Regions from separate parts of the Homo sapiens genome. Here region 1 is linked to region 2. Evidence: read pairs that join two places in POLR2A ChIA-PET (ENCODE). Cell type or tissue: HepG2. All regions are shown on one strand. Links, peaks and the distances in the headings refer to the core of each region. The heading gives the core; the rest is flanking DNA. Region 1 holds the start of CHN2-AS1 (CHN2 antisense RNA 1). Region 2 overlaps LOC105375211 (a long non-coding RNA gene).

The links. ChIA-PET counts read pairs that join two places held together with the same protein. Peaks named below come from ENCODE experiments on the same cell type or tissue, not always from the same donor. Only the 100,000 strongest peaks of a DNase experiment are listed, where the experiment ranks them.
Region 1: POLR2A ChIA-PET joins it to region 2 with 10 read pairs; 1 of 35 experiments calls an interaction of 5 or more read pairs at or near these places.

Annotation. Positions count from the first base shown.
Region 1 is chr7:29,199,865-29,211,691 of GRCh38, reverse strand. All of the region lies in intron 1 of CHN2 (chimerin 2), which reads right to left. CHN2-AS1 (CHN2 antisense RNA 1) reads left to right here and starts at 2,722. Exons shown (of 3, transcript NR_120522.1): 1 at 2,722-2,879; 2 at 10,945-11,000; 3 at 11,569-11,827. In HepG2, for the core only: no CTCF peak of the experiment used is centred there; a DNase peak (open chromatin) is centred at 6,971; H3K4me3 peaks cover 476 bases.
Region 2 is chr7:27,681,888-27,693,714 of GRCh38, reverse strand. The region is part of intron 2 of LOC105375211 (a long non-coding RNA gene); the gene reads right to left. Among named protein-coding and RNA genes, the nearest start is that of HIBADH, 25 kb to the right of the region's middle. RefSeq lists a silencer at 7,031-7,325. In HepG2, for the core only: no CTCF peak of the experiment used is centred there; a DNase peak (open chromatin) is centred at 7,204.

The DNA.
Region 1 (11,827 bases), core at 4,597-9,596, 1.5 Mb before region 2:
TCTGCTACATCTTTGGAGTTCTGGACCAATTTCTAATCTGTTTTCCAAAGTGCCCATCACCACTCTAGAGTGGATTCTGAAATCAACTTGTGGGCCCTGATAGTTTTTAGATAAATGAAGAGAAATACAATAGAAAAGACAGTCTCAGAGCACATCATATATAACAGGATGAACTCTCTTTGTGGAACTTCTGTTTCTGTGTGTGTGTGTGTGTGTGTGTGTGTGTGTGTGTGTGTGTGTGCCAACATGCAGCATTTGTGTTTAGTCTAATCTCAACATAATAGCCAGAATGGATCTGTTAAAACCTCAGTCAGGGCCGGGCGCGGTGGCTCACGCCTGTAATCCCAGCACTTTGGGAGGCTGAGGCAGGCGGATCACGAGGTCAGGAGATCGAGACCATCCCGGCTAACATGGTGAAACCCCATCTCTACTAAAAAAAAAAAAATACAAAAAATTAGCTGGGCATGGTGGCAGGCGCCTTTAGTCCCAGCTCCTCAGGAGGCTGAGGCAGGAGAATGGCGTGAACCCGGGAGGCGGAGCTTGCAGTGAGCCGAGATCGCGCCACTGCACTCCAGCCTGGGCGATAGAGCGAGACTCCGTCTCAACAACAACAACAACAACAAAAAAAAAAACAAAACACCTAAGTCAGATCATGCCACTGTCTTCTAGAACCCTCCAGGGACAACCTATCTCAGTGTAAAAGCCAAAGTCCTTAGGGCGGCCTACGAGGCCCTCCATGATCCGCCTCCTCCTCCCTGCCAGTCCTATTTACCCCTTTCTCACTCTACTGGCCTTGTTTCTGTTCCTGGAACACACCAGGTACACTCTCGCATTGGGACTCTGCAGCTGCGGTTCCTTCTGTCTGGAATGTACTTTCTCCAAATATCTGCATGGCTGGCTCCCTCACCATCAAGTGTCACCTTCTCAGTAAAGCCTTCTCTGACCACTAAACTTAACACTCAGACCCCCTTACCCCCAGCATTTCCTGTCTCCCTTCCTGCTTTATTTTTCTCCATAGAACTTATCACCCTCTAATATACCATATAAATTAATAATTAGATATAATTATATATATAAGATACACATTTATATATACAAATTATATATAGTTCCTTTGGTTTATTGTCTGTCTGTATTTAGAAATTCCACAAGGTCCAGAATTTTTGTCTGTTTTGTTCATTGCAGTATCTCTAAAATCTGGAACATGGTAAATAATAAGTACATATGGAATGAAGTATTGGTGTGTGCACGGTGTGTGTGTGGGGTGTGTGTGTGTGCCTGTGTGTGTACGTGCTGGGTTTCATAGTGTAGGTCACATTCCAAAAGGCTTGTATGATACCGCCTTGGAGCATACTTGGACTACCTCTGGGCTTACTAAGAGTGAAGACTGAAAAGCAATTACGGTACAGACACCCAACAGTCCTCATGTCTTACAGGCTGGGTGCCTGGAACAAATGATGCCACTGGTAATTGCTATTTGAAATATGTGTATATGTGAGTGTAACTGATTTACACACAAGAGGGTTGTTCCCTTGGGGGACCACCAAGGCACCATAAATTGGCAAGAGGAAACAGGCAGATCAGAAAAATCATAAAATTTTAAGACCCTCAGAGATGATCTGGGCCAAACTAATAATTCTACACATAAGCATCAAAGTCACAAAATGATAACATAATTTGCCCCTGGACACACAAAAAGTAAATGCTGAGAAAGAACTACCATAGACTTAGGTCACGTGACCCCTCATCCAGTGATCTTTACGCACCCTGGCCCATCACAAAACTGAAAAACAGGAATCTGCTCTCCAAAACCCTCTGCCTGTTCCCTTTTCCTTGGGAATAACCTGAAATTATTTCTCCAATTAGGCACCAATACATTTATTCCACTGGACTTGACCGTTTGTAGGAATCTCTGTTTTAAAAACAAAGAACTGCTAATGATCACTATTTCTCATAAATGAAAGCCTTAAAAATTCCCTCCCATAGCAAGCGGCAGTGGGCTGAATCATCTACTATTATTCCCTGCCTTTCTAATAATATAGTTCCAACTTACATCAGGCGCAGGGATGTTAAAGCCTGTCAAGAATCAAAACCTTCAACCCTCACTGTCCTACTTCTCATTAGAGCTAAAGACTCTATCCAGTTTTAAATTAATGGATTTATATTTTTTTCATAACCATAAAACAAAGTGCTTCAAACCATAAAGCACTAACAAGTGAAAACAACATATGAGTTGTCAGTCATCTTAATGTAGTAGGTTAGCAGAACATTTTTTTCAGGGAGTGATATTATTACTAAGTGAATAGTTGCACTAATTGCTTGGCTCTCAACTAAGACTATAATAAGCTTTTTGACTATGAGAGGCCATGCGTCTTGGAATTCTCAGTGTTTTGTTGGTGGCCTTAGAGACTCTAAGGGCTGAGGACATTCATGACATAATTGTGGCGGATGTTCTTGGTTCCCTCTTCCCCCTTAACAGAACCCTGTTCCGTTCAGGCCTCCTCACCCCTTCAGGAGAGGCTGGACCATCTGCACTCCAGGAAGGGGGTCACAACTGGACTAAGTACATCCAGGGAATCCTATTCCCTTGCCAGTGATTGGTTCACACCTAAGCATATGACAAAGCTGTAGCCAATGAGGCAAGGGGAACTTTGCTGGGGGGTGGGGGTGGGGCAGGTGTGTCTGAGAAAGTCTTTTTTATCTTCCACAGGGTGAGGAGGAAGAGATTTCCCCTTCTCTGTTTCAGATATGATCCCAGGGGACTGCTATTGTCATCTTGACCCTGTAAAGACAGTGAGGCTGAGGACAAGGCCCCCCGACCAAGAGGGCAGCGCTAAGAGAAGGAGACAGAGCCAGATACTGCAGTGTCTACAACCACGGTACCTCAGCACTTTGTTTTAGAGTTTTCTGTATTTGCGGTGAAACGTCCTAATCCTTACAATAATTGCATCCTGGAATGGTCTGGTCAGGATGTGAGGAGGTGTGAATGTGTTATATGTGTTGGTGTTAGCATGAGAAAAGTTTGAGTGAACAGCAGGTCCCAGGAACAGTGAGTCTTTTGTTAGAGATGGCTTAGCCCGTGACATTAGAAAGCAGGAGGAGCAAAGTCTAAAATCTGATATGTCAGGGGAACCGCAGAGGCCAGCGCAAGGCACAATATCATCCCCACGTGTGCTGCTGTCATAGGGTGCCCAGGGTGGCCAGATTTCACCTGAGGGAAGACACAGAACAACAGAGTCACTGTAGCCCGTGCCCACTTCCTCTAGGGGTTGCCAGGAAAACACTCTGAATGAGACCTTAAGGAAGAAGTTCTAGTACTTGCTTTGTCTTCACACTCCCGTGAAGGGGCATTTATTTGTATTTTGTGGGGGTGCCTGTCTCAGGTGTCCTATGGGAAAAAGGAGGAAAGGCCATGAACAACTTGAAGGGGAGCCAGCCATCCTATACATTCACGCAGGCCATTGGATACTGAAGCCTGCCCAAAAAGTGGCTACCCAGGGACTCAGTTCCCCAAAGACGTCTGTCTTTAGCTTCATTAATTCCATGACAGGGCCAATCTTCCTCCAATTAACAGAAAGTTTATCTACCTAGAGGAGTCTCTATACTTGGGAGGAAGAAGAGGACTTTTGCAACAACCTGGCACTCAAAACCAGCAAGTATTAAAAAATGTTCATTGACTAGGTTCCTTACAGTGAACAATACATGGTTCTAGAAAATTTACTATTTATAATCACTCATATTTTCCATGTGATCTGATCAAATGCATTTTTTCTTTACTTGTGTGGGGTAAAAGTAAATACTGTCAGAACCTCTGTGACAGCTACAAGCGTGTAAAATTTAAGTCTTTCTAACAAAGTCTTTGTAGTACAATACCGTGATCTGTTGTGATCAAAGGGTGTCGGTTCTTTGATTAGAAACAACAAAAGAGCCAGCAGATGATATCCTTGGAAACGTCTGTACAAGCATCCATCTAAGTGGGGGCATATGGAGGCAGCCACAGACACATCACTGTGCGAATAATACTCAGGAGCATCAGGCACACAGTAGAGAAACTTGCTTCCTGGATGACTCACACTCTACTTCGAGGCCATAGAGTTGTGGCCAGAGTTTAAAAAGCTGGATAAAAAGCTAATTAACTAGTCATAAGAAATGCACTAATTGCTTTGTCCAGCATTAGCAGAGGGGACCTACTGCTCTCCCTCATTCTTCAGTGAGAAGGAGGGTGCCATGGCCTTTTGGGGATACTGGGGAAGGGAGGCATTTATCTAGTGGAGGCTGAACTAACCAGCCCTAGAGAGCAAGTCTCTATGGAACTATCTGAGAAGGTCAGGGGCTGGCTGCAGAAAAAGATGAATGTGGAAATGAAAAGGGGAAGAGAAGGGGCACCCCCATGTATTGAGCAAGTTATCAGTGAGTAGGGATTGAAATGCCTCCCATCTGATTGCAAGCATCCTGTCCAGGAAGGCCTTAACCTATGGGTTTGTATTTTCTGTTTGCTCACGTTATGACTGATTCACCTTCTCTTTCTTACAATATCAATTTCTATGCTTTCTTAAAGTAATGGCTTTATTGAGCTATAAATCGCACACCCTACAATTTACCTGTTTAAAAGCAAACAATTCAATGACTTTTAGTTTATTCACAGATATGTGTAACTATTAAGTATTACCACAATCAAATTTAGAACAATTTCGTTACCACAAAAAGAACTCATACCTATTAGCAGTCACTCCCCATTTCACTCCAAACCTCTCAGCCGCAGGGGACAACTCATCTACTTTCTGTCTCTAGGATTTGCCTATCTTGAGTGTTCCATATGCGTGGAATCATATAGTATGCAGTCTTTCACTTCTTTCACTTAACATACTGTTTTCCAGGCTCATCCCTGGTGTAGCATGTATACAGCATCGCTTTTTGAGAATCTCCCTGTGGCTCTCCATGTTGAACTCTAGCTTTACTACTTATGTTTCTTCAGTGTTCACTATTCACTCCTGAAATGTGCTTGTGAACCACAAATCAAGGTAAAAAGTCCTGATTCAGATAAATTCATGTGATTCTGCTCAGAGTCTCCTGTTGCAAGTACATGCAAATAAGTTAAAAAAAAAATTTCTAGGCCAGGCGCGGTGGCTCACACTTGTAATCCCAGCACTCTGGGAGGCCGATGCAGGTGGATCACGAGGTCAGGAGTTTGAGACCAGCCTGGCCAACATGGTGAAACCTTGTCTCTACTAAAAATACAAAAATTAGCTGGGTGTGGTGGCACGCACCTGTAATCCCAGCTACTCAGGAGGCTGAGGCAGGAGAAATCCTTGAACCCAGGAAGCGCAGGGTGCAGTGAGCTAAGATCATGCCACTGCACTCCAGCCTGGGCGATAGAGTTTTTTCCATCTTGGGGGAAAAAAATTTTTTTCTAAAAGTTACTGAAGGCCTGTGACTAATGTGAACTGGTGACAGGGTCCTTGCAGAACTGATTTACAAACAAGAGATAAAGGAGGGAAGGGGCTACAGTTGCACTCCTATGACAGTAACTGAGTGCTTGTATATGTCAGACACTGTGCTAGGCACTGGAGATCCAGCAGTGAACAAAACAAAAATAGCTGCCCTTGTGAAGCCGGTATTTTAGTGATACATGATAAAATTATTTTAAAAAGAAAAGCAAGGGAATAAGGTGAAAATTCAGAGTAGTGGTTACCTTTGGAAGGAGGGAATGAAATATGATGGGGAAGGAAAGAGAGAGGAATACAGAGGAAGACACAAGGCTAGGTAATGTTCCTAAATTGGGTGGTGGCTTTCCTAATAATTATGTGGCTACGCTATTACTGATTTTTTTTGTATATATTGCATCTTACGTAAAATGTGTATAATTTTTTTTTACATAATAAAGAACCATTCCTCTAGATGGGAAAGTATAAACAGTGGTGTTCCTTGGATTGACTGAGCTAATTTAAAATGTTGGGACTGCAGGATGCATATTGGAGCTTTACATAGAGTAGAGAAACTCTAAGTTGGCACGATTACACTCCAAGGATTTGAAAGGCTGATGAAGAAAAGCAAGGTAAGGTATTTAGGAGAAACTTTTCCAGTTACCTTAGAAGATCACGAGTTCTGAGTGGTCACTTACCACTCAGGAAAGGAACCTGTGGTGCATCTTATTAGAATATGAGCTTTATGAGATCAGGGATTTTTAGGTTTTGTTCACAAATTTTCAAGTTTTTTCACAGCCATTCACACATTCGATTCTAACAACTAGTATTATTAGCCCATTTTACGGATAAGAAAATAGAAACTCTGAGAGCTATTTGGTGCTGGTGTTTGGACCAGATCCCCAGCTTCCTAGAGCTTATAACACAACGCCACCCTTGGACTGTGTGGTTCCAATGAACCCACATTAATTCATGAAACCCAAAAATGGATGCTAAAAATAAGTTTCAGAGAGTTAAATTTAAAGCAATAGGAAGAAACACCAATTCGCTCTATAGGTAGAAAATGGCTGAAACTCATTCCTGTAAGAAGGAGCACAAGCTGAAACTACAGATGGATTCAGACATGTTTACATTAACTCCTGAATGACAGATTTACACTCAGCTATTTATGAAAAGTAAGATGTCTGCAGGGCATTTCCTCCCTGAAAGGCTGTTGTGCATTTTTACAAAATACCCTTACTGCTATTACTTTAGAATGCGGAACCAAATAAGTACTGTGGCAATTACTATGTTCTTAACCCAGATGACATCGTTTAACTCAAAATCATGTCTTACATGTGTAATTGCCTAGGATTTGCTGTGATTCTATTTCTAATCTTAATCTGATATTAATTATTTCAGGAGAGTTTACAAAGCTTCTGTCAATTGCTTTTTCCACTGAAGAATTCATATTCCGAAAAAAGGCATGTGGATTAGTTTGGCTGCTTAAAGCAAGCATAGGACTCGGGCTCTCCTGAGACCAAAGTTCAACCCTAGGGCATATTAACATCACAGAGAACAAAAACTTCTGTGCCCTGGTCACCGGGAGTACCTTCAACCCTAGGCATTGATCATGAGGCAGATCCAGAGAGGATATTTGGCTAGAGCTAACCAGGACCCCAACCAGAAATTAACAACTCAAAGGGTACCTACTGAAAGAGAATAGTGCTCTCTGTGTATATGAAAATCAGCAAAAATAGTATTATTTACCAAATAAGTATGGTTTACTGGATCTCACTGTCTCTGAGGACAAGCACTGTAAAACAAAATGGTTATTTTTTTGTAATAAAGAGAATTTGAATGAGCAACTTAAATCAATATTAGGCAGCCAAATTATGTGTATTAATATCTACATATCATTAGCATAATCCCAAGTGAATTATTTCATTACTAAAAGTAATGCTAGAACTGACTTTTCATTTCCCTTGATATTAACTTATATACGATATAAATTTGACTGGAAATAATTGGAACCTAATCCACTTCCACTTTCTGTGTATACATATATACACACACATACAGAAATACAGATATGTGTGGATGTGTATGTAAACCCACATACTTATCCATGGCAGGACATCACGGTACAAAGGCTATGAGGCAAGAGTTTTCTACACACACACACACACACACACACACACACACACACACACACACACACAGAGAGAGAGAAAAACGTGTGCTTTGTTTCCTCAGCTTCTCTTTCCAACTTCATAGCATTGCAGGCTTTCTTTGGAAGGAGGCGTATACATAAATCTAACAAAAATACATGAAGTCTAGAATTAAACTGAAGCCCAAACAAAACAAAACACAAAATCTGTCTAAACAAGAATGTGACAAATGTCCCAACCTGTTCCTCTTTATAGAACTTCACTTGAAAGTCACTATAAAGATTCAGAAAAATTAAGGACATCTCTCAATGTCTGGGACTAAAACCAAACAGGGACCTGAGAATCAGGGCTGAGTTGCCTTGGTAAGTTTCTGCCTTGGTGAATGGAGGATAAGTAGACAGGGCTACAGGAGCCACTGAGCAGTGCATCAGCAGGTTTTGTATGGCAGATTCTGCGATCAAGGTTAGAACATTCTCACTGGAGTCATCCAGACCACAGCTGTCCAATACAAATATAATGTAAGCCACGCATGTAACTTCAAATATTCTAGTAGTTACCTTAAACACATTTTTAAAAAACAGGTAAAATTAATTTTGTAAATATATTATATTTAGCTTAATAGATCCTTTTTTTTTTTTTTTTTTTTTTTTTGAGACGGAGTTTCACTCATGTTGCCCAGGCTGGAATGCAATGGCGCAATCTCTGCTCACTACAACCTCTTTCTCCCGGATTCAAGCGATTCTTGTGCCTCAGCCTCCTGAATAGCTGGGATTACAGGTATGCGCCACCATGCCCAGCTACTTTTTGTATTTTTAGTAGAGACCAGGTTTCACCATGATGGTCAGGCTGATCTCAAACTCCTGACCTCAGGTGATCCACCCGCCTTGGCCTCCCAAAGTGCTGGGATTACAGGCGTGAGCCACCGTGCCAGGCCTAGATCCAAAATATTATCACCTAAACATATATTCAATATTTCAAAGGTTATGAGTCAGATATTTTATATTTTTTGGCTTTGTACTAAGCGTTTGAACTCTAGTGTGAATTTTACACTTGTAGCACATCTCAATTCAGACTAGCCATGTTTCAACGGCTCAGTAACCACATGTGGCTGTCACACTGGACTGTGCAGGTCTAGGTCTTGAGAATCAGGCCCTTAGAGGTCAATGGCACACCCCAGCCTCTGACACATGCTGCAGGAGATCTACTGCAACAGCCACGCTCCCTGCTTCCCATTTCTTTGCTGTCCCAACAGTCTCTTGGGCTTATTTCATGGAAGCAACATCATGTAAGAAAAAGCATTTCACATTGCTAATATGGCATTATGTGAAGTAATAAGGAAGCGCTAGGTTTCACTTCCTTGAAAAGGACAATACCCAGCCAGTACTGAGGGTGCAGAGGGCAATGATGGGGCCCGATAAAATCCAGGAACTGGGCCTCCGATGAGAAAAGAATTGCATAAGGTTATCACCCAAGTGCTTCTGTGATTCATATTGCCCTAAATCAATGATCTAAGTTATGTCAATAAATAATAAGCCACCATGTCACAGTCTTTTGGTTATTATAGTTTCTGAATCCAATGGCCTCAACATTCACCTCTTTCTTGACAGTTAACTTGACACTTTAAAGACACCTTCCACCTTCCCATTTTGTTGCACTTGAGGATGGTAACAGAAGTTCAAGGAGAACTGTTTCCTTTTCTTAGAAACTGTCATATTCCTGCATCTTATTTGCATGCATTTCCCCCCAATTAAATGTGCTGAAAATTCCAAAAGCTAACTTTATTTTCTAAAAACCAATGCATTTGCTTTGCCCTGATGTGGGCTTTTTGTAGAAGTAAAAATCCTTCTAGCTAGCTGCTGATGGCCAGGTTGGTAGAAAATCTCTTTTAAATAACACGGCTTGTATATGCCACTAGCAACCTCAGTCCACACATTCACAGTTTTCCTTACGATGTCTTTAAAGGAGATTCAATGGTAAGATCCAAACTTTTTGAACATGGGCACTTTTTCCTCTTTGAGGGTGAAATCAGAACTCACTGTGGGTTTATTTGAAAAAGAAATTGAGTTGCCATTAGGGAAACAACAAACCACTTTTTAAATAAAGCTTGAATCATACCTCAGGACTACAGAGTTTATAAACATTTTCAATTACCCTCCCCAATATCATCCTCCAGCTGTCATTCCACAGTTTCCCTCGGGGTCATAAAGAAATTACTTTTTTAAAAAGTCAATTTGCAAAATTAGTAAAAGATAACCTAAACAGCACAAGCAGCACACACAGCAATGGGAGCGCTCTGGATCAGATTTTCTCTTTTTAGCTTGTTGATTTTACATTAGTTTTGTCTCTGTCTTAGAGAATTTCCTGTAAAAAATGATAAAAATGTTTTGTGTCTGTGTAGTCCAATATGGTAGCCACTGGCCATGTGTGCTATTGAGCACTAGAAAGATGCCTAGGGTAACTGAGGAACTGAATATTTTTACACTTAAATTTAAATAGCCACATGTGACTAATGGTTACCATACTGGACAACACAGCTATACACAGGGCAGACCTAAGCCACTTAAATCTTTGTGCCTTTATGGGTACAACAGCCTGGAGATCTGAGGCCCATTTAAAATATAAAGCGCTTTATGACTTCTTTTTTGAAAGTATTAAGTAATTAAATAGAGCAGCCTCTATGAGGCCAGAGAGAAAAAAAAAAAAGTCTACAAGAAATTCTCTAAGGATGATGCTACTCTTTAGGATGAGCCAGGAAGTGGGTGGGGGGAGCATTAATGTCACAGGAGCTTGGGTCCTAGATGACAGTTCCAGCTCTAGCTCTGCTGTCAAGTAACTGAGTGGCATGAGACAGTTTCTGAGTTCCTTGGGCTCTGATTTTCTTATACAATGTTGGAATCTGTGAAACAACTACCAAGGTTCCTCCTTGCTCTCAGTCTAGTCAGTCCAGCTCTTATTTCTTAGGAGATTAAAACTACTGGTTGATTTAAAATAATACTTTACACTGCAGTACAAACAGGCTGAGGTTGAGTGATTTTGACAGGCCAAACTGTTGAAGCAAAGGAATGCTAAAATTAGTCCAAACTATAGAGACTATATTCAGATTAGTCTCACAAAGGTGTACAATTAATTATAAATGAGGAGAAAGGCAGGGTATTTGCACAAACAGCTAGTGGCTGGCCCTCCCAGAATGCACAGCTGAAAGGTTAGTGGCCAGTTGATGATACACTCATCCCAATTCTTCAGCTTCAGGCCCCAGAGGACAGCCACCTAGGTTCCATTGCAGAGCACCCTACCTATAGGGCCGGCCCATCTCTGACTGCCGTTTCCTCTAGCCATGGAGACTTTAAATGAACCTCTGCATTTGTTTGTAGCTTGGAGACACATCATTGTGTTCTGTCACACCAACCAGCCTGCACCAGAGACACAGGTATCCATCTTGACCCCCTAACCTGAATCCATGTGAGAGACAGAATACCAGCTTCCTTCCCCATGGGCCAAAGGGAAGGAAAAGCAGGAAGGTGCCTAGAGGATTTGCAAACTACGAACAGTAAAGAAAACCAAATGTGGGATTGATGAAAACATCTCTAAATAGAAATCTGACCAACAACAGATGAGAGAAGAAAAAGAGACAAAAGGGGGGGGGAAGGGGGGAGGGGGGAAGGGGCGAAGGGAGGGAAGGAAGGAAGGAAAGAAGGAAGGAAGGAAAGAAGGAAGGAAGGAGAAGAAGGTGGATAGAGGGAGGGAGGAGGGAAGGTAGGGAGGGAAGAAAAGAGGGAGGGGGAGGGGAAGAATGGAGAAAGGAAGGAAAGAAGAGAGGGAAGGAGGGGGAAAAAGCCATTTTGTTTTGAAAATTAAATGACATATTTCAGAAGCCATGAAATGAGAATACATACATTCATAAAAGATAAATGATTGGTGGGTGATAGGGGATGCTATTAATCATATGTCTGTCTATCACTAGGTTCATGTCTTTTTCTCTGTGTTTGCCTTGACAGGAATCTTGATCTTCTGGCAGAAAACTCTTCCAAAACATTCCTATGTGACACTGCTCATGTATAGGTGCTCCAAACCAAATGTCCAGTTGCTTCCACCATTGTGCAAAAATGGGAGACCCTGCCGAGCAGCAGATGGCCCTCAGCACGGCTGACACTCAGGCCAGGCCCCAGGTGGCAGCTCTCAGAACACACTGTCCAGCTAAACCCTGCACAGACTGGCCGTTGAAAATACCTGGTGTTCACATTCCCCAAAAGTTGG
Region 2 (11,827 bases), core at 4,592-9,591:
TCTGGGTCAGTGAAACCATCTGGCAATTTAATATAATCAAACTTTAGTAATTAATTTTTCATTATAATTGTGTTAAGTGACCCTAAGGTATCTAAGCAGCAGAGGTGGAAGAGGGAAAGTAAAAGTTAGTAGTTCTTTCGCGATTTTCTTTTTCATAGGGTAGAAATAGTCATGGGATCTACCAGACTATGGGGAAATTGCTATTTTCTTCTTTTTTGAGAAATATTTAGCAGAGGGGAAAAACCACCACCAGGAGAACTGTAATCAGAAACGTTTGCTCTTGTAGGGGTTAAAATATAAGTGTAATAGGCTTAAATATTGGGAAAATTGAATTTAAACACCAGGTACTTCCCTCCTATAGCATAAAAGATAGTGGGACTGAAAGCTAGTATGTCCTCTGGCCAAATTCTATATTCAACAGGAAAATCCCCACATTTGAATAGACTCAAGAGTAAAAAAAGGGCCGGGCACAGTGGCTCATGCCTGTAATCCCAGCACTTTGGGAGGTCAAGGCGGGTGGATGATGAGGTCAGGCGTTCGAGACCAGCCTGGCCAACATAGTGAAACCCCGTCTCTACTAAAAATACGAAAAATTAGCCAGGGGTGGTGGTGGGCTCCTGTAATCCCAGCTACTCGGGAGGCTGAGGCAGGAGAATCGCTTGAACCTGGGAGGCAGAGGTTGCAGTGAGCCAAGATCGTGCCACCGCACTACAGCCCAGGTGACAGAGCAAGACTCCGTCTCAAAAAGAAAAAAAAGAAAAAAAAAAGTTTGCTTAGTTAACTGACTTTTTACTAACATGTTATGTTCTTTTCCATCCTTCTCTTTTCAATGGGGTATTTTTAATAATTATGGCTGTAAGTTATATAGTTATATTTTCTTAATAGAGTTTAAACTGTTCAAAGTATTTTTCTGGTTCTTTAGACCCAGGGCCTTCAAAATTCTTTGCAAATTTAATCTCCAAAGCATTTTGAAAAACAACGGGTCTCTTGAACATTTTACAAGGATATCTAAAAATATTTTATCTTAAGTTTAAGTCATTGCAAATAATGTATTTCCTGGTGTATTATAATTTGAATATGTACTTTATTTTATTTTTTGGGACAAGGTCTTTCTGTCTGTGGCCCAGGCTGGAGTGCAGCGGCTTGATCATCGCTTACTGAAGCCTCAAACTCCTGGGCTCAAGAGATCCTCCTGCCTCAGCCTCCCAAGTAGTAAAACTACAGGCACACAGCACTGTGCCCAGCTTATTTTTCATTTTTTTGTAGAGATGGAGTTGGGGGAGGGGGTGGCAGTCTCACCATGTTGCCCAGGCTGATCTGGATTTCTAGCCTCAAGTGATCCTCCCCCTTCAGCCTCCCAAAGTGCTGGGATTACTGGCTTTAGGCACAGTGGCTGGCCTAATTTTATTTTTATCAAATCCTTGGAGCTGCAGGTTTAGCTCGCTCACTTTATGGAGTAAGTCCACTGTACAAATACGTTACTGGAGAAGCCAGTCTCTCCTGTCAAACCAATCAGCTAAATCAGACTTACTGCCTATCATTTCAAAATTTAAATGAATGGCCTATCATTGTGAATCTTAATTCTACAAGAGAGAGACAGAGACGAGGTAGAGAGAGAGACAGAGACAAGGTAGAGAGAGAAGGCATGGAGATTTGCCAAGAGTTTGTTGCCTGGATAAAATAAGTCTTTAGTAAATTTTTTTTTTTTTTTTTTGAGACCGAGTCTCGGTCTGTCTCCCAGGCTGGGGTGCAGTGGCGCAATCTCGGCTCACTGCAAACTCCGCCTCCCGGGTTCACGCCATTCTCCTGCCTCAGCCTCCCGAGTAGCTGGGACCACAGTCGCCCGTCACCACGCTCGGCTAAGTTTTTGTATTTTTAGTAGAGACGGGGTTTCACCGTGTTAGCCAGGATGGTCTCAATCTCCTGACCTCATGATCCGCCTGCCTCAGCCTCCCAAAGTGCTGGGATTACAAGCGTGAGCCACTGCACCCGGCCAGGCGTTAGTAATTTTTACTGAGACTGTCTTTGCTCTTGTTTTCTTTCTTTCTTTCTCTTTCTCTTTCTTTCTTTCTTTCTTTCTTTCTCTTTCTTTCCTTCCTTCCTTCCTTCCTTCCTTCCTTCCTTCCTTCCTTCCTTCCTCCCTCCCTCCCTCCCTCCCTCTCTTTCTTTCCTTCTTTCTTCTGTTAGGGAGGAATGAGAAGAAGCCCCCTCAGAAGCAGTGCATTTTAAATTATCCCCTTATGAGTTATCCTCAAGATTTGTATACGCCAGAGCAATACACCAAGGTAAGATTCAAGTTGGGAGAGAGATAAGTCCGTCTTCTCTGAGATGGAAGAAGGGTGAATGTGTAAAGGCAGATATTGGCAGGCCTTAAAAGGAGCTCTCAGGAAACCAAGATGTAGAAGTTGGGAATCTGGAAACTGATTGCACTATCCATCACAATGTGCTTTTGGAAAGTCTTCATGTACCCTAGGAATATATGAGTATCCAGTTTGAAGCCTACTCCCCTGAACTCTTTTTAGAAGTGCATGTGCTATGAAGATGCTAGATAGAAGATAGGCTTCCGGTGGTGAGGCATGCAAACAGCATCAGGCCGCCAGAAAATCAGTAGGGCAAAAGGAACTCCTTTGTGAACACGCTCCACTATTGGCAGAACTCACATTCCAAAGTTAAATTATTTTCTTTATTTTAATCTATATGTTTTGAATTTTTAGAGATGAAAAAGTCTATAAGACAAAAATATAAAACTAGAATAGTAGAATAAATAGCAGTGGGATTATTTTGCATTTTTTGGCTTTACCAAAGTAGTATAAGGCAGCTTCTGCTTTACTTTCCACTGAAGCTCCTAAATTATAATGACAGCATATTAAGGGAGAATTTAAAGTAATGCCACATGTCAGAGAGTTTGAAAGCATGCCAAAATCATGCCCCTGCTTTGATAATGCCAATTATATGGGTGAAAATCCAAGCTTCATAATAGATAAGCTGATATTTCAAAGGAATGCTTCAAAGGACATTCTTCAGCATCACTTTATGGTAAATATGTTTTCATTTTACCATTCTTTCCCAAAGCATATAATTCCCTATTTTCTCCATGAATTGTAAAACATCCCAAAAAGGAGAACTAGCCATAAGGAAGGGTAAAATCTCTACCAGTAGGAAATGTTTGTTGCATTTATCCTCTCGGTATTTCTGTCTCCCATCTTCAGGTAATACTTTCCCACTTCTTTGAGGATATTGCTCCTCCTTCACTCCATGCAGTTCTGGGCTTTCATTTATATTCTTACCATCATAGAAGTTGTCATGCGATGCAGGTCTAATCATTCGTAGTATTCCATCCTCCTGGCCACACACTGGCCCAGTAGTAGGCATATGACCCTAGCGGGGCCAATTAGAGTCTTTCCCTGTGATATTTATATGAAACTGGGAACACTTCAATGAGGCTACCAAAACATAAAAATGCTGAGTTGTGTTGGATTTCTTATGGAAAATGATAAACAATCAAGTTTTCCCATTAGGATCTCATATGGAGCAGGCCATGCAGATAAAGTAAACAATGGAAGACAGAAAGACACAAATAAATAAGGACACACAAATTATAAGAACTTGAACCCAGGCCCTGGAATGGTATTCGGACAAAGCATTGCCTGCATCAGTGAGAGACAGAGAAGGCCCTGGTGACTTATGGATGACAGAGTCTAAAAATCAGATGTCAAAAGGTAGAAGTTGCCAGGACAGATGCAACAGGAAGGTCCTGTGATATGACTTTTAGGCAAGCAGAATGCCCATGGGCTTTTGGCACTTAAGGAACTTCCTGCACTGAAAGGAACTGGGTGTGAAAGGAGACAGAGATGTGAGGTTTTTAGAAGAGATGTAGGCTTTGCATGACTGAGGACAAGCTGGGGGCTGGGTATGGAGGGGGTATTGAGGCAGCTGCAACACCTGTGTTTCAATAGTGCCATCATGTGGCTATGACACCAGCAACAGCCTAGATCTAGCCCAGTGTGCCACTCTGAGCCAAATTTCTGGTTTTCTCTTCTAGAGGCAGACCTGACTGTACAGTCCCTGAGGTGTATGGATTTCCTATGGTGGGATGTGGGAATGGTCAGAGAGATGGGATTACAGAGAAGAAAGATATTTTCATGTCAGAGAAGTATTATTTGGATAACAAAAATAGATGGCTCCTCATTTTGTCCTTCAAGTCAGAGAAGTGGAGTTGGTAAGTGGAGTTTGGAAGGAGTGTAAACTTCTCTGCATGGAGTTTGTAAGTGAAGTGGAGTTGTAAGTGACGGTGTGCTGGAGTTGGCTTGTACCAGATTGTGAGAGCTGAGTATTAAATTTTCAGGAATTTTGCAAGCTGGTTGTTAAATGAAGCCATCATGAAAAATAAAGTACACATGTCAGATTTAATGACAAAAGATTTACTGGGGAAAGAGTTAGCAGATTGAGATGCAACTCCATTTGTCAAATCATTGCTCAATTGTAACCATATGTTGGCTACAGAAACAAAAGTTTGGCAAAAATTAACAAATGCATTCTTCACAAATCCATTGGCTACATGAAGTCACAATAAAAGTATTGTATATTTTATTATTATTTGTAAATCGTACGCTCTATATCTTTTATGTCACGAAATTTATAATAAACTTATATGTACACACACACATATAAATATGTATGCACACTTTTATTCCCTGAAGAGTCAGTTTTTAAACATTTACTAGCGCACCACTACTTCTAGGTAATATGTTTGTAATTAATTGCTAATAATAACAAAATATGAATAATGCATCATTTCATTCCACTTGCACTCACTTAGTTCCAGACTAGTATGACTCCACCCTAAATCATACTCCATCAATGCTACAAAAAGTTCAGGCTGTCACCAGTGCTTAATAGGAATTCTCATTCAGTTATTTCCTTAAATGCTTTCGTGACAAATAGACAAGTGAACTCCTGTGAGATCCATGGTGAGACTTTAAAGCCATGTTGAAATGCTAACTGCATACTATTTTTGGAAAGTAACGTTTTATTCCCACCTATATAGTTCAATTTTATATGATTACATAAGAGGTTAGATCTTACCATGAGCTACTTCTTTTTTTTCTTTTTTGAAATGGAGTCGTTCTGTGTTTCCCAGGCTGGTTACAAACTCTTGGGTTCAAGTGATCCTCCCACCTCAGCCTCCCACATAGCTGAAATTACAGGCATACATTATAGTGCCTGGCTCGTTGAAAAAGTAGAAAGGTGGATTCTTATGCATGATGACAACCAACAACACAATCTTTGCGACTCTAAAAAATAAAAAGGACAAGGGAGAAGCCTCTATTTTCAATAGCAGACTGTACACATGTATTTGATCTGGATGCCATTAAAATGGCAATAAAGGAACAAAAATTGGAAAGGAAATAAAATGACAAGAATGAAGAGAATGGAATGAGAATCACCAACAGATGAGATTTGTTTTAAATTTATGGAAGTCAGAAAAGAGATGGAATCATGTAATGGATTAAACAGAAGGAAGGAAGCCATAACCCAGATACAGTCGGGAGGGGCTTCAGTGGCAGTAGGAATGAATTTGACCGGCAGCACTTCAGAGAAACTCTGAGGCTGGAGAACTTGGAGTCAAACCATCAAGTAAGCGTGAGAAGAAGATAAAGACACTTTAGGTCTCAGAAACTCCTTTTCTTAGGAAGTTACTTGATGTACCCAAGAAAAAAATAAGAGGGAGGGAAATCTGAAAGAAAATGACTTAGAATACAGAAAATGTGGAACTACTCAGGAGTTAAATAAAAAGAACTTATTTTGGGTACTGCGGGCCTAGAAATAAGTCTTTCCAAATTGGAACAAGAATTCAGTGGGGACTAAAAAGAATATTTTCAGTAAGAAAGGAAAGAATCCCATGTCATAGGTAGAATAAATAAAATGTTGAAAGATATTTGGATATGAGAAAGTAAGCATGTTCTTTTTTTCATGAAAAAAAAAAGCAAGGCAATTAGAAACTCCAGGAAAACAAAAATGCTGAAATAAAGTTGTATTCCTCATATTAATCAATCTAAAATACAGTATAACTTAATTGTATATTATACTGTATTTATAGTACAAGGATTATATTGTATTTAGAGTACAAGGAAAATACAATACAGTATAAGGCAGAGTATAAAGGAAATACAATACAGTATAAGGCAGAGTATAAAAAACAATCTGGCCGAGGGTGGTGGTGCACACCTGTAGTCCCAGCTATTTGGGAGGCTGAGGCGGGAGAATCACTTGAACCCGGGAGGCAGAGGTTGCAGTGAGCCAAGATCACACCATTGCACTCCAGCCTGGGAGACGAGCAAAACTCCGTCTCAAAAAACAAAAACAAAAACAAAAAAACAAAAACAATCTAGTTGACTATGATGTCAGAAGCATTCTCCTTCATGTATACAGCAATCCTAAATGGAATCTATAGTTTGAAAAAAAGCAAGCTTCCTGGCTCTCTGTTGAACAATACCTTTATAGTCTAAATAATAAATGTGTTATTAATTATGATTCAACTTTTAGAATCAATTTATAGATAAGATACAGAAAATGTTATTATGTTATGACCACAGAACAGAATATAAACCACCCTTGACAATGTAAAAGAAAGATAAAGCTGATAGAAATTGGTAGGTAAAATTGAAGAAGAAAAGTAAATGGAAGCATAGGGACACTAATAACCTTTTTTTAAAAAAAAAACATGATGGGGAATTAAGAAATACTGTCTTTGAGTAAGACAACAATAAATAAAACTTAAATATTACAAAGTTTAAAAAATGATAGAACAATCAAATATCTAAAAAAGGAAAAATGGAAAGAGATGTAGATGTAAGTAGAGTGAGTTAAATCCTCATCTTTTAAAGTGGGAGATCAACAAATAAATCAAGCAATGAAAATATGAACGTATTATTTAGATGTATGGAAGTCTCTACTAGAAGTAAAATCATAGTGATTAAAAGCTGTGGTTTCTGGGGAGCAGAGGACTATTGTCTCTCATTATAGTTGCTTTTATAAGCTGAAAAAATTTTAACCATATATACATATTACTTTGATTAGTATAAAAAAGTAAAGTAGTGAGGCAGGATAGCAACTGACACATGAGCTCTGAAGTCAGTTTATGAGTGTTTAGTCTCAGCCTCACCATTTCCTGGCTGTGTGACCTTGGTATGTTACTTAATTCCTTTGTTCCTTACTATCTGTGTGACCTTGGACATATTACTTCATCCTTTTGTGCCTTGCATGACTGTTCTGAGTATTAAATAAGTTAGTGTATATTAAGTGCTTAGCAAAGTGCCTAGCATATAGGAGATGACCATATTGTCTGCTAATTTTGAAATAGACAACAGCTAAGGCTTTTGGAAATCTATGAGGGTGGATAGAACTTTTTCTATTATCAAAACTATCTTATTCTTGAATGTAAATGTATAGAACCTCTTTAGAAGAAATTTTGGCGATTGCTGTTAAAATGTAAAATGCATGTTTTTTGAATCAGTTATTCCATTTCTAGGAATTTATCCTCAGATTTCTATTCACATCTTTGTCTAAAGATGTAAATTTAAAGATGTCCATTTCATCACTATTTATAATGGTAAAAAATTAGAATTGGTTAAATGAATTGTGGTATATCCATACAATATAATATCATGCAGTCTTTAAAAAGGGAGATAGATCTATATGTATTGATTGAAAGATATATAAAGTACAATAAACAAGATGTAAAACAATGTGTATATTGTCTTGTATTTGAGTAGAAATGAAACACACACACACACACACACACACACACACACACGAAACTTGTCTGAGGTTGACTCTGGAGAGATGAATGATGCCTGAAATGAGAGGGACATTTACTTTGATTGCCCTTTTACACTGCTTGAATTTTACCATATGCTTATAATTTTTTTTTTTTTTGAGACAGAGTCTTGTTCTTATTGCCCAGCCTGGAGTGTAGTGGCACGATCTTGGCTCACTGCAACTTCCACCTCCCGGGGTCAAGTGATTCTCCTGCCTCAGCCTCCTGAGTAGCTGGGATTACAGGCGCCCACCACCACGCCCAGCTAATTTTTGTGCTTTTAGTAGAGACAGAGTTTCACCATGTTGGCCAGGCTGGTCTTGAACTCCTGACCTCAGGTGATTCACCCACCACAGCTTCCCAAAGTGCTGGGATTACAGGCATGAATTAAGGCTCTAAAATACTCCAAAAGTGAAATAAAATTAAAACTAACTCACCATTTCATTTAGAATGTTTTTGAAAGTAACAGAAAACCAGACTTCACTTAGTTTTCATTGGCTTATGTAACTGGGAATTTACATAATGGAAGTCCAGAGTAGGGCAGGCTTCAGGTTTCACCTGGTGCAGGCTGCCAAGACTGTTATTTATTCCTGTTTGTTGGATTTATTTTCTTTCTCTTTTTTCTTTTTGAGACAGGGCCTCACTTTGCCACCCAGACTGGAGTGCAGTGGCACAATCACGGCTCACTGCAGCCTCAACCTCCTGGGCTTAGGTGGTCCTCCCACCTCAGCCTTCTGAGTAGCTGAAACTACAAGTGTGCACCACCATGCCCAGCTAATGTTTATTTGTTTGTTGAGACGGAGTCTTGCTCTGTCACCCAGGCTGGAGTGCAGTGGTGCAATCTCGGCTCACTGCAACCTCCACCTCCCTGGTTCAAGCGATTCTCCTGCCTCAGCCTCCCAAGTATCTGGGACTACAGGCACAAGCCACCACGCCTGGCTAATTTTTGTATTTTTAGTAGAGACGGGGTTTCACCATATTGGCCAGGGTGGTCTCAAACTTCTGACCTCAAGTGACCCACCTGCCTTGGCCTCCCAAAGTGCTGGGATTACAGGCATGAGTCACCGTGCCTGGCTAGATTCCTTTTCACATTGGCTTTTCTCATGACCAAATGTTACCTTCACATCTGCTCTCCTTAATGTCCAGAGAAAGAGAGAAAAGCTCTCAGAAGATTCTGCACGTGTCCTCTTATGTCTCATTGGCTTAAACTGGTTCTTATGTCATTCCTGAACTAATCCCTGTGGTCAAAGGAACGCCATATGCAGATAAGCTTAGGCCTGGGTTCCTGTACCAGTCACTGTGGCAAGGGAGATGACATTACCCTTCATTCAAAATGGTCTTCCTCTGGAGCTAGGTACAACAGTGTTCCCTGAAGTACGAGAGAAGAATTATACTGGAACCTGAATTAGGAAACTGTTAGAAAAGGGAAAAGAGGGAAATTGGTGCCTTGCAGGCAACCAACAAAGACCATGACTTCTACTCTAATCTTCCTCAATGCTATTATAAAAGCCTTTCCACTGTTGCCTCCAAAAAGTTTGTAAATTACTGTCAAAGAAAATGAATTAATTTTTCTTCTATTGCAACAGAATAATGCCTGGCAATAATGATCATAATATGTCTTTTAAAAAGATATAATTTATAGGAGGTTCTCTCATTTGATACAGATCAGTTGTTAGATTATCCTATTACTTAGGATACAACCATTGGGGGAATAGAAATAGAACTATATCTTCAAGAATGTCAGACTTGGAGAGGATATAGAATAATTATCATCACAATGAGGAAATAATTATAAACTCCAAAGTGGGACTCATTAGGTCTAACTTTCCTTCACTAATGATTGTCTACAAAGAAACAATGTAAAGGTTACAGAGAGAAGCCCACAAAAAGCCTAAAAAATAAGCTACAGAATCTTTCCTTGCTAATACAAATTATGTTAAAATTTTAAAGTTATGTTAAATTTATGTTAAAATTACCATGAACATTCTATCTCTCCCAGATTTAGCCCAATATAGAGTAAATACTGATGCTATCAAGAGAAACAATGGCAACTGTGAACATTGAAGCTTATCTGTTTTTCATTGTATGCCCAGCAAAAGGAGATATTCCCAAAGAACCTCATAATGGAAGCGAAGCTGAACATTTCATGGACACCATCTATAAAACAATTATTGTTGGCTGTATTTTAGACTTCAGAGTCTAGTCTTTTAGGTCTCAAAAGGCTTGATAGTTCTGGGCTGCATGGGATTCTTCTAGATGAGTTGTTGTAGTGGTGATTGAAGTGAATGATGGAGAACTATTTGGGGTGTGTAATGGACTATATGTCTGTGTCACCCCCAAATTCATATGTTAACTCTTAACATACATTCAGTGGTGAAATTTGGAGATGGAGTCTTTGGGAGGTCATTACGTCATGAGGGTGGAGTGCTCATGAATGGGACTAGTGCCCTGGTAGAAGAGGCCTCAGAGAGATCTCTCACCCCTTCAACATGTGAGAACACAGCAAGAAGACAGTATCTGTGAACCGGGAAGCGGGCCCTCACTAGATACTGAATCTCTTGGTGCCTTGATCTTGGATTTCCCAGCTTCCAGAACTGTAAGAAATAAATTTCTGTTGTTTATAAGCTACCCCACTTATGATACTTTTTAAAAAATAAACTTTATTGTGTATATTTAAGGTATACGACATCATGTTACAGGATACATAGAGCAAAGTAATTTTTAGAGTGGAGCAAATATATGCATCATCTCACATGGTAACTCATTTTGTGTGTAGAGGGGGTAAGAGCAGGTAAAATCTACTCATTTAGCAGGAATTCTAAATACAGCACAGTTTTATTAACTCTAGCCGTACTATAGCCATGGTGTTGTACATCAGCTCCTTAGACTTGTTCATCCTACATACCTGCTACTTTGTGGCTTCTAACTTACATCTCCCCATTTCTTCCTTCCACCCTCCAACCCTGGTAGCCACTGTTTTATTCTCTATCTCTGCATATTTCACTCTTTTTTTTTAGATTCAACTTATAAGTAAGATAATGTAACACTTTTCTGTCTGTGTCTGGCTTGATTTCACTTAGCATAATGTTATCCAGTTTCATCCACGTTGTGGGAAATCACAGGAGCCCTTTGTTTTTGGAGACAGAGTCTTGCTCTGTCACCCAGGCTGGAGTGCAGTGGTACAATCTCGGCTCACCACAACCTTCGCTTACCAGGTTCAAGTGATTCTCCTGCCTCAGCCTCCCAAGTAGCTGGTACTACAGGCTCCTGCCACCATGACTGGCTACTTTTTTGTATTTTTTTTCCCCTCCCTGAGACGGAGTCTTGCTCTGTCGTCCTGGCTGGAGTGCAGTGGTGCAATCTTGGCTCACTGCAACCTCCACCTCCCGGGTTCAAGCAATTTTCCAACCTCAGCCTCCCGAGTAGCTGGGATTACAGATGCCTACCACCATGCCCAGCTAATTTTTGTATTTTTAGTAGAGAAGGGGTTTCACCGTGTTAACCAGGCTGGTCTCGAACTCCTGACCTTGTGATCGTCTCATCTCAGCCTCCCAAAATGCTGGGATTACAGGCATGAGCCACCACCCCAGCCTTCTTTTTTTTTTTTTTTTTTTTTTTTGGTAGAGATGGTGTTTCACCATGCTGGCCAGGCTGGTCTCAAACTCCTGACTTCAGGTGATCCACCTGCCTGGGCCTCCCAAAGTGCTAGAATTACAGGCATGAACCACTGCACCTGCCTTTGTTTTTTTGTTTTTTGTTTTTTAAAAAGACAGGGTCTTGTTCTGTTACCCAGGCTGGAGTGCAGTGGCATGATCATGGCTCACTGTTATCTTGAATTCCTGGCCTCAAATGATTCTCTCATCTTGGCCTCCCAAAGCACTGGGATCACAGGTGTTAGCCATTGTGCCTGACCAAGATCTCCCTTTTTAAGGTGGAATAAATATCCATTTTACACACACACACACACACACACATTGTGGTACATAGATATGTAAATATATTTGTATT